Regions from separate parts of the Homo sapiens genome. Here region 1 is linked to region 2. Evidence: chromatin contacts called from ENCODE Hi-C data. All regions are on one chromosome and are shown on one strand. The core of a region is the stretch at or near the end of the contact, and the rest is flanking DNA. Distances in the headings are between cores, read along the strand shown. Region 1 has its middle 230 kb from the start of LINC01985. Region 2 holds the start of LINC01985 (long intergenic non-protein coding RNA 1985).

Evidence for each region. A loop is a pair of places that touch in the nucleus more often than their neighbours do. Pooled maps may share reads with other maps.
Region 1: a map of aorta shows a loop between it and region 2 (7-fold over the local background). The contact joins the enhancer-like site here to the promoter of LINC01985 in region 2. A Hi-C loop is called at or near these places in 4 of 168 maps with a recorded cell type or tissue (MCF 10A, aorta, cardiac septum and 1 more) and 12 of 50 pooled maps.

Annotation. Positions count from the first base shown.
Region 1 is chr3:30,282,155-30,287,758 of GRCh38, forward strand. No RefSeq gene overlaps it. Among named protein-coding and RNA genes, the nearest start is that of LINC01985, 230 kb to the right of the region's middle. Within about 2 kb of position 4,022, at least 18 of the 41 ENCODE cell types and tissues checked have a DNase peak (open chromatin) inside an H3K27ac peak, as active enhancers do; they include endothelial cell of umbilical vein, where a contact is called at or near this core.
Region 2 is chr3:30,514,660-30,520,214 of GRCh38, forward strand. It overlaps LINC01985 (long intergenic non-protein coding RNA 1985), which reads left to right and starts at 4,209. Exons shown (of 3, transcript NR_147054.1): 1 at 4,209-4,298.

The sequences.
Region 1 (5,604 bases), core at 2,772-5,271, 230 kb before region 2:
AGTAACTTTCCCGAGGTCACATGGCTAATAGTGGCAGAGCAGAAAGTAGAACTCAGATTCCTAGTTTATGTTTGTTGTTTACAAAGACAGCACTGCTTGTAAAAAGAGGAATGATGAATAATACTGTACTTAGCTTCAGAGCCCAGCTCAGTTTTTATTCCAATAGATTAAAGTACATTAGTAGCCTTTCAAGACCTTGCTTAATTACAAATAGCCTTTGATGTCTGCTGTATGTGTGCAAAATCCCTTTGTAGGGAAAAAAGAATTTAAAACCATAAAAGCCTTTAGTTCTGACACGATGAGACATACTTTTTAACACTGATTCACATCCAAATTTATTCTAGGATGATTCCTGAGGCAGCATCTAAATATGCAGACTCGGAGACAACCTTGCTGCCAGCAGGGATTAAAGAATTTGTGAGTCACTTCTTGTATTCTAGAATGGCTGACAAAGAAATAATGTGATTTCAGGGTTGATAGCAGTGGTTGAATGGAATCCCCTGGTGGGAGGTGGGAGTGGTTGGTGGCTTGTACTCTTCTACAACCCTTTAAAAAATCTGCATAGACTTGGGGTGAGATCACCTCATTAATTTCTTTCTCCAATTAAGAATATTCTCATTTCTTTTTTTCTATTTTTACTTTTTAAATACCAATTAATAGATTTCAACAGTGTTTGGAACATAGAAGGTACTCAATAAGCATTTTTTTGATTGAAGAATGAATGAATAAATGAATTTATTAGGCATACCAAGCATGTGCCATGTTTTGTTTTCAAGCATGTGCCGTATTTTGTTTTAGGCCCTGAGAATATAGCAGTGAATGAAAAGTCCAAAAATCTCTGCTATGTTATTACTCTTACATTTTAGTAAAGAAAATAAGGCAGCAAATTAAAAAGCAAAATGTATATCTTGTGAAATATTGATAAGAACTTTAAAGAAAAGTAAATCTGGGAAGAGGAAGATGATACAGAGGATGTGAGTGATGTTGAAATTTTACAGTGGAATTGTCAAGAAAGGCACACCTGCCCCTAATATTTGTAAGTGTGTGGGCAAGAATACTAATGGGGTGCACATACCATATATGTCAATATTTTACAATTATAAACTAAAATAACCAACTGTTAATTAAAATATATTATATCTTCCTGAAATACATCTTCATAATGACAAACTTGAAAATTATGTATAAAGTTATAGCTTTTATATGACACACAATATCAAACATTATTAAATTTCATTATCAATATGTGTTTCTAAATGTTTTGTGGCCAGCCATGTTTAAAGACAAATAGAGACATACATTATTAATGACTTTTTATATGTTTGTTTTATAAAATGTATTCTATTTTTTTCATTTCAGAAAAATCTCCATCTAAAGAATCTAATATTTGACATAATTTTGTTCTGATCATCTAAGGGGCCAGAAATTAAAATATATGCAATATTAAACAAATTGAGTATTTTTAAATCAAAAAAGTAAATTAAAATTAATGTAAAATATTTAAAGATAAAATTCTTTGACATATGCTTAAAATATTTTATTCTAAAAAACTTGAATTTACATAAGTTAAAAAGTAAGAGGCAACTATAATTAGTGAATATCAATATTTTACACTGAAATTTATTTAAAGCTGAATTTTAAACATTTTATTGAAAATGTAACTAAATATTTTAAAACAGTTTTTTGAAATAAAATTATCCATAATTTTAGCTTTTAACATCTGTCTAGATTTCAATAAATAAAGCTTACATATTTCGTATATGTTTCATCTAATCTTACCTACATACAGATTTTAGAATAATATTAATATGAATTATTTGGTATCATAAATTTTTTCTCAACCACCAAGGACAACTATTGTGAAAATTATGTGAACTCGTGAGTATCCTTAGAACCACTTAATGGAACATAAAAAGAAATAAGGAAATGGACTTTCAACCTTATTATAAAATGATATTTCATTATGCAAGATATTACAGCTTTCATATATTCTGAGAGGACGAATTTAACAAGATGATTAAATTATTGTTTCTCTTCCTCAATATATTAATTATATGTTGGCATATAACTAACTACTCTAAAACTTAGCTCCTCAAGACAACAAACATTAATTATCTCAGTATCTGCGGGGCAGCAATATGCATATATTTTATCTGAGTGCGTGTGGTTCAAGGTCCTTCCCAAGTCTTCTGTGATTATTCCATGGAAGCATTAGTTGGGCTGTATCTCATATTTCAACTGGGGGAAAGATTTCTAGAGCCATTCTTAAAATGGGACAACTAGCATAAATATGCCCAACTATGTTCAGCAACTGTATCGATGCTTTACCAAACTTCCTCTTAGCTGAAACCCGCAAATCTCTGTGGCTACTCTGGGGACACTTGATATGAGGGACAATATAATGGAGGGGTGTCAGAGTAGAAAGAGAAAGTGATTCACCTGTAGTTAAAATATAGTACTTTTGAAATTTTACAAAAATATGACTATGAAGACATAGCTACAGCTCTTCCCCTGGCTTTGGAAGTGTCTTAAAGTTTAAAAATGCATCATTAGCTTCTTCATAATTCATCTCTGCTCTTGATAAAAATAAGCCAAGAAAAAAGAAATCCTACAGGAACAAAATGGTACAATACAGAGCAGATCTCTTAATTTTCAGAATTCAGTTGATATTGAAGTTATTCTTTATTCAATGTAGTCACTATGTGACTTCATCTCTCCTGAGGGAAAGAACAGGGATATAGATCAGCCTACCTCTCAAGTCTCCATGATTCTGTATTCTCTTTTAAAAATACCTTCAGTGCATTCAGTGTCTCCAGCAAGCTGATGAAGACTCAAAGTTACCTGACCTCTGGCTGAATGGAAGGTTCTCAGTGTCATGGAACATTGATAGTCAAGAGAAGAATGCTCCAGAGCTGATACCTAAGAAGGCTGCTGGTGGTGGAGAGGGTGCCTATAATGGGAAGGCCGGAGCTACTACCAGAGTAGAACATCTGAAACAGAGAAACTTCTGCATTGCAAATTAGGTTGGGCTTAGTTTCACCTGTGATTTATAGCTAGGTTCATTTCTTCCTGTTTAACTTGGTTTTTGTTATTTGTATCTGTTTAACATGGTAATAATGGATCATTTTCATTAAGATGGTATCATGCCCTGAAAATGATGCCTTAACTGGAGGGATGAAGAATTCCGCAATGACGTCTGTCATTCTTTAATTAATTAGAGTGCACCTAATAAAACCCAGAAGAATGAATATCCTGTCTGAACACAATTACATTATGTCTGCATAAGGGCCTGCATTTGACTGTTCTGGGCTTCCTGTTTCTCCACATGTTGCAAAAATATGGACAACTTGAGCATATCACATAGCTATCGCATATTGGGTTATGGGAGCCAAACTTAAAGATGGGTTCTGGAATTTAATTTTGCAAGTATTCAGTTGAAAGAAGGATTTTTGCTGTTTGTTGAGGTTAAAATATCTTAGTGAAATCTGAAGTAAACTAATTAGTTGTAGGTCAGGGAATTATTTTAGTATTTCACAACATGATTGTTTTTACTAAGTCCAAAATTTGCCTAAAATTTAGTGATTTTACGTTCACATTTTTTAAAATAGTCCTAGTTTCATATTTATTTACTTTCCATTCCTAGGGAGGTTCATGTTAGTCACGTCATAGTGACCAAATTTTTGGTTTAGAAATTAGGAACATACTAAAAATCTGGCAAAAGAGAATGTGTGTTTTACTTCATGGCATCATTTTTATTTTGTTTAGTTTTTACTTGCCAAAGCTGCCAAAGTGGAACATACAGGAGTTGACATAAATACTGCAAACTGACAGGCAATCCAAATATTTCTTTCTGTGGTACAGGCTTTTTTGTTAATAGTAAATTTGGGAAGAATCTTTAAATCAGCTTCTAAGAAATTGGTTGAGCCAAATGTACGGGTAGCATTCAGTACAGGTTGATTTCTGCTGCTACTTTTACTGGCAAACAATGGCCAACTGCCAAGCCATGGTCAACCCACACAGCTGTTTTCAATGATTCATTTCCCTTGATTTCCCAGCTGACCCATTCAGAAGGAGAATAGCAGTTTTCACACCCCAGTTGCTAGCCTTGTTGCTGCAAGGAGCCCTCCCCTTCAATTGTGGGAGTATTTTGAAGGCTAAAGTAAGATACAGTTGTCCTCAGAAGCAAAGTTGATTCTATGCCTAGAATATAAGCAGGCAAAAAAGGCTGAGAAAAGTCTGGGAAATGTTGATTTCATGGTGAGGTGCTTACCATGGCTCTGATTCATAATATGCCTACCTCTCCAGCTTTCTCTCATACCACACCCTGACCTTAGCCTGGCATTCCAACCACCCTGGCAGTTTCCAAAGTACAGAAGGTTCTTTTACCCATTGGTACCAGTGCTATTCCTAATGGTTAGAATACACTTCTCTCTTGTTTGTTTGGAAAAATCCTGCTACCTCCAAGGTGCAATCCAAGTATTAAAGTCTCTGGAAGCTTTTTCCTGAACCCCCAAAGGTGGGTTAGATCATGCATTATTAATGGAGCAATGTTGCCCAAAAGGGGTGAAAATTGGCACTGGAAGGCAAAAAAAATCTTACTTTTTAATGCATAAAGCATGGATATACATATAATATGTAAACAGATGTGTAATTTATCTGAGGCATTTCAATTTCAATTAGAAGGAGTGAGATTAAAAGAATGTCTAAATAGGCTTTTTAAGGTGGTATTGAACTTTTGTTGAGTCGAGAAACCTGGGTTACAATACTATTTAGCTTGTTTTAAGTCACTGATTTTTGAATGTTTGCTGCCCAGCATCATTGCAGCAAAAGCTGACTCATACCCTCTTTCCTTAAGGCCATCTCTCCTTCTACCCCAGTCTCACGATTTGAAACTTTTTGAGGCCTGGGGCACTGTTTTGGGCTTCACTGCCTCTATAGGACCAGACACACTGCCAGAATAGAGCAGATACTCAGAAAATGTATGTCCAATGACTTCAATGGGATCATAATTTCTCAGTCTTACTCAAGGCTTTTATACCCATTGTGTTCTACAAAACAGCCTTCCATCCCTTCCAAATTTTTCTGCATCCTATAATTGAATGAGTTGGTGTTTTCATGAATTTTTTTACTCCAGCTACAACAACTAAAGAAGTGATGACTCAAAGCTGAATTTACACCATAGATGTGTCCTGTTCAAATATCCAGTCAATGTTGCAGCTTAGCTCTTATGACATTGATTAACATACTCCATTTCCAAAAGGCACAGTGCATACCCTGTGGATACAGGGTAACCATGCCTCTGTCATGACAGCATTTTCACTGTAACATCAGTTAGATCAGAAGTACTGGGTGCTCGTTTGCAGCCCTATTTGCAGCTTTCTACAGTGGCACAGATTCCTGTGACTGTTTTAAATTACTGGAAAAGTCAATATTGGAAAATTTTTCTTAGTATGATTTGTATATGCTATGGTTTGACTGCATTCCCTCTCAATTTCATGTTGAAACTTAATCACCAATGTGATAGTATTAAGAGGTGAAACCTTTAGAAGGTGATTAAGTCATGGCGGTTCTGCCCTCTTGAAAGGTATTAATGCCCTATAAAAG
Region 2 (5,555 bases), core at 2,959-5,458:
TCACCTCAGCCTTCCAAAGTGCTGGGATTACAGGTGTGAGCCATTGATGAACGGAGCCTCAAAGTCTTTTTGAATGGTGTCCCATGGAGTTGTGCAACGTGGTGACTCTGTTTCAGCCATTTTTCTGTACTGTTCTCTATTGTATCCACCCCAACGCTATACTCCACACATACCCATACACACATATACATACAATCCAAGTTCAAGTCCCCGATTTTGTTCATGCTTTCACATTATGTGGAATGCTCCACCTCCTCCCACACGTGCACCCAGGCCATCTTCACAAGGCTAATACCTGTTATTCTTTGAGCCTCAACTCAGACATCTCCCCACCAAGCAACCTTTCCTGAGCACTTCACCTTTTACTTGGCACCTCTGCAGGCCTCTAACAGTGTATTCCATACTGGTCTGTGATCATATTTTGATATTGCTCTTTTCTATTAGACTATAAGGGTCTTAAGGGCAAAGATAATTTCTTTCTCGCCTTCTTTGTCTTTGGCTTGATGAACTCAACTATTTTAAGTTCTTTGCAGTATAGCCTTCCTGAAAGTTGTAATGTAAGTGGCTAAAGTCATTCCTCAAAACTCTATGAAACTTTCAGACAGCTTTAAACACTCCTCCCTGTGTCATTTTCACCATAGGTGTGTAGCACTCCCAATCCCAGGTTCCCCTGGGCTTTCTGTAACAGAAAGCATCTTTTTGGATTTTGCCCTGCCCAGGTTGAGCTCCTGGCTTTAGACTTTCTCTTTCCTTATTAAAATTGCTTCTTTCTAGCAAGCTCTTCGACCCAACTATCTAGCGATTAATTTAATAAATTAGTCTAGTATTTCCAAGAGGGTGTGGTAAATTATTTAAGGTAGTATATGGACAAACTATTTTAATAGATATAACTAATTTTATTGTTTTTATGATTTATATAACTAACACATGAAATGAATAGTTTAATAGTTACTATTGCTTATGAGAAGGCTGAAATTCAAAAACTAAGTTAGTTTAAAAAAATGTTAAATAAGGATACAGGTAACACACAAATGTAACACCCAAAACAAGAAGAGAAATCCTCAGATATGATGATGGTCAGTTCTATGTGCCAATTTGTCAATGCTGTTGCACCAGTGATTCAATCAAACACTAATCTAGGTGTTGCTGTGAATGTGTTTTGTAAATATGAATAGCATATATAATTAGTTACTTTTAAGTAAAGGAGACTATCATCTCTAATGTGCTTGACCCTGACTCTGTCCACTGAAAGTCCTTGAAAGCACAGGTGAGCTTTTCTTGACAAGGAAGAAATTCTTCCTGTGGACTGTAGCATCAACTTCTGCCTAACTTCAAGCCTGCCCTTCCCAATGGTCTACCCTGCGGATTTCAGACTTGTCACCAGCCTCCACAATCATAAAAGACAATTCCTTGCACAGATAGATAAGATAGATAGATAGACAGATAGGTAGATAGATATCCTACCAATTCTTTTTATCTGGTATAACCCTGAATGATATATCCAATGACTGAAGTTTTGCTTAAGGTTTTCCTGGCCTACAGTAACTGCATATTAACTCTAACTTTCTGGAAATAATGCTTAGAATCAGAACTTGACTTTATTGTCAACTATTATTGTTGTAAATAAAAGTGAGATATTAGTATTCAAAACTTGACAAGATACCATTGCTCCCTTTTCCTGCTTTTACCCACTTTATTTGTATTGGCTTGTGGATAAGAGGTCCCTGCCAAAATGTGTCAACTGGCATAGGAAGAGTAATTTATTTCAGCTAGCATATGTAACCTGACTCAGTAAAACGGTGCTGGTACTTGATAACCACATGTGCTGTCAAAATAGAGGTGCAGCTTAGAATCCTAGGATCCTGGAGAATTCAAGCTCCACCAAGCTCTCATCAGAATAACTTGAAATGTTATTTAAAATGGTGTTTCCTAGACCATCCGTCTCAGTTCTGCTACAGAAGACCCAGATTTTTACAGGCTTCCCACATGATACTTACAATGCTTTAGGAGTTCCCTAGTGGACCTGCAAAATGGTTCTGTCTTTACATTTTTAAAATTTTAGGATTCTGTAACATAGTGTATTTGAGAAATCTCTGTTATAGCTACAAGGACCCCAATATTTAGAATCCACTTAACTAGTCTGTGTTAGGTTGATTTAGTGACCCCAATTTTTTACTCCTCCCTATATCACACCCTTGCCATAGTAACTTCATAAATGAAGTATATTTTCACACTGCTTGGTACTAAATACTCATGAATGAGGCATATTTCCACACTCCTTGGCTTAGGGATTGGTCATGTGACTTGCCTTAGCCAATGGCAGGTTGTCCAAAATTGACCAGTGGACCCTCAATGTAAAACAAAGCCACCCCAGCCACCATGGCCTGAAACTGAGCCTCCCCAAACAACACACAGCTCTATGAGGACAAATAATTATTATTTTAAGTTCCTGAGTTTCAGAGGTGGTTTATTACATAGTGTTATTGCAGTGATCACTAAATGATACATAAACTAATTCCCTAACAGTATGGAGGAGGCAACTGAGGAACTAAGAAGCAAAGTGACTCCTACAGAGCCTTAATCCAAAGGAAAAACTCAAAATGGTAGGACTTTCATAGCAGGCCAGAAGAACACATTGATAAAGAGGTTTTCTTCTCCTTTTTTTGAGACGGAGTCTCACTCTGTCACCCAGGATGGAGTGTAGTGGTGCGATCTTGGCCTACTGCAACCTCTGCCTCCCAGGTTCAAGCGATTCTCCTGCCTCAGCCTCCTGAGTAGCTGGGATTACAGTCACGTGCCACCATAACTGGCTAATTTTTTTTGCATTTTTAGTACAGGCAGGGTTTCACTATGTTGGACAGGCTGGTCTCAAACTCCTGACCTCTGGTGATCCACCTGCCTGGGCCTTCCGAAGCGCTGGGATTACACGCATGGGCCACCACACCCAGCTGATAAAGAGGTTTTCAACATCCTTCCTTCCAACCACATGAAGTAGGCTAGCATCTTCAGATTGATACACCTTTGGAGTAGCAGCATCTTTCCCATCCACAAAACATCACCATGCTGCTCAGCCATGGAAACAGCTGAAGTTCAGTGGGACCACCTTATGGTCTGTAAGATGGGAGGTTGGTGTCCTTCCACCTCCTCCAATGACCTCAGTTCAGTTACTTTCAAACAACCATATACTAGCTGTTGAGTTAAAAACAAATACCACTAAGCCTTATTGCCTTGAGCATGGCATCTTTTATGCCAACCATTAAGATTTATATATCCAAATGCCTTTATTTAATACCTCAAGAAAACATCTTGCCTATTGGACAATTACCTACAGTAGTTAATTTTGATGGAAGGAAATTAGAGTAGAACTGTTTATTATAATCATGTCCAATTAGGACTCAGATTTGGAATTGCTCACTAAGACTCAAGAGTGTTTGAGCTGATTCATTGATTACAATGCTATGAAGAAATTACAAAAGGAATCTAAATGCCCTTGAGAACCTAAGGGACATTTGTTAATGCCAGTACATGTCACAGAGCCTGGAGCTTTATATTTCCACAGGGTTTCTTGGAAACCCTATTTTGCCAAATACCTTGAATTCACGCCCAAGCATTCTTCCTGTTCACAGCCACATGGTGGACCCAGTGCTGAAGGGAGATTAACACTGCAGTTTTCTTGCACAAGGCTCAGACTACACAATACTAAAAAATAAAAAGATAAACATGATTCTAGGCACATTCCGTGCCTCATCTCCATGGCCCAGTTCCTGTTATCCATAAGTAGTTTTAAAATAGTCCACGTTGTTCAGTCCTGCAAAATCAACAGCACTGGAAAGTTGGCAGGTATACTTGTTTAAACAAAGCTCCCAAGTTTTCTGCTGGCAGGTGTTTCCAGAGTTCTTGGAGCACAATTCTTTGGATAGGATATTTGCCAATATACATAGCAACAGGAAAGAAAAAGTGTTTTCCTTTACCACATTGGAGACACTGAAATGCCTTAGATGCAAAGCTGGATATTCAGTTCAGAGGGTTTTTTTGGCTGCAGGTCAAGAATAAATAATAATGAGATCCAGCATCTCTCTGCTCAGAACTCTGATGGGCTTCAGAGTGGAATGAGATCACTTATCAAATTGGCAACAGGTCCTCTCTGGCCATCTCCGTATAGTTTGACCCAATGAGTTTGGTTCTCCCTTCTTTGTCAATTCCCCTGTCTCCTGAATGTCTCATTCTCAAACTAATTTTGCTTGAAATTGTGGCTGGAGATGGTATGTTTGAAACTTAATATGATGAACATAGAACAGGTAAGACATTATTCTTCCCCCATTCATTCCTAGTCATTGATTTTAGTTACATTTTTAAGTCCAGCTTTCCAAAACTGAAACATGGGACTGCTTTAAAAGCACATGACTAATTTCATAATCTGTTCCTTTGCAGTTGGATTGGTTCATAGTTGCTTCCCTCAGATTCATTCTCTGAGCCATTCAATTAAGATCAGCCTTGGTGCTGGAACCCCACAAGAGAGAAGTAATACCTTGTCTCTTACCCTGAACTGCAAAAAACTAAATAGAAGATTAAAAAAATAATAATAAGCAAAGCAAGACTAAAGTCTGAGGAGGGGAAACACAAGCAAAGTAGGGAAAGGTCTGGGGGAGAAGTTTTTAAAACTTAAAGGAAGTCAAAATGTTTCTGGCTTAGAAGGTACTTAATGGTCATTAAATTGTAACTCAGTGAAAATTAAGAGTTTTAAGTTCCGCCTACAAAAATGTAGAATACCAGGCAATACTAAAAGTTACTGTAAGTCTTTTTTTTTAGTTACGTGCTAATGGAAAATGTGTATTGAATTTAAGTTCTTTCGTTTTTGTATTAACTGGCCTCATCTTGGGGTTCAATTAATGCCTCTGTCTGTATGATAACTTTCCTTCATTTCCCTCATAGTGTCTTGTCTTTAGTATTTTGAGAACTTTCTTATAAGTTTCCAAGCAAAGATACTCTTATAGATGTTCTGGGTTCCGAATGGGCCATTTCAGTAGAGTCTAGATGTAGCTGAGGGCCTTCTCTCAGAAAATTCATCTGTTTTGGGAAAAAAAAAAAAAAAAAAAAAAAGCCTGGGTGCAGTGGCTCACTCCTGTAATCCCAACACTTTGGGAGGCCGAGGCGGGCAGATCACTTGAGGTCAGGAGTTCAAGACCAGCCTGGCCAACATGGTGAAACCCCATCTCTACTAAAAATACAAAAAGTAGCCGGGCATGGTGGCACACAACTGTAGTCCTAGCTACTTGAAAGGCTGAGGCGGGAGAATCATTTGAACCTGGAAGGTAGAGGTTGCAATGAGCCGAGATCACTCCACTGCAATCCAGCCCGGGCAATAGAGCAAGACTGTCAGAAAAACAAAAACAAAACAAAAAAACAACTAGCCATTCAATTGACAGAGAGAAAACTAATTTTTTTCTTCAGTTTAACTGTAGAACCGTGGCTACAAAAAGAAATCACATTGGTCAGATTCTGAGTTTTTTACTTCAGGAAGACATCTGAGGAAATAACAGTGATTAATAATATAA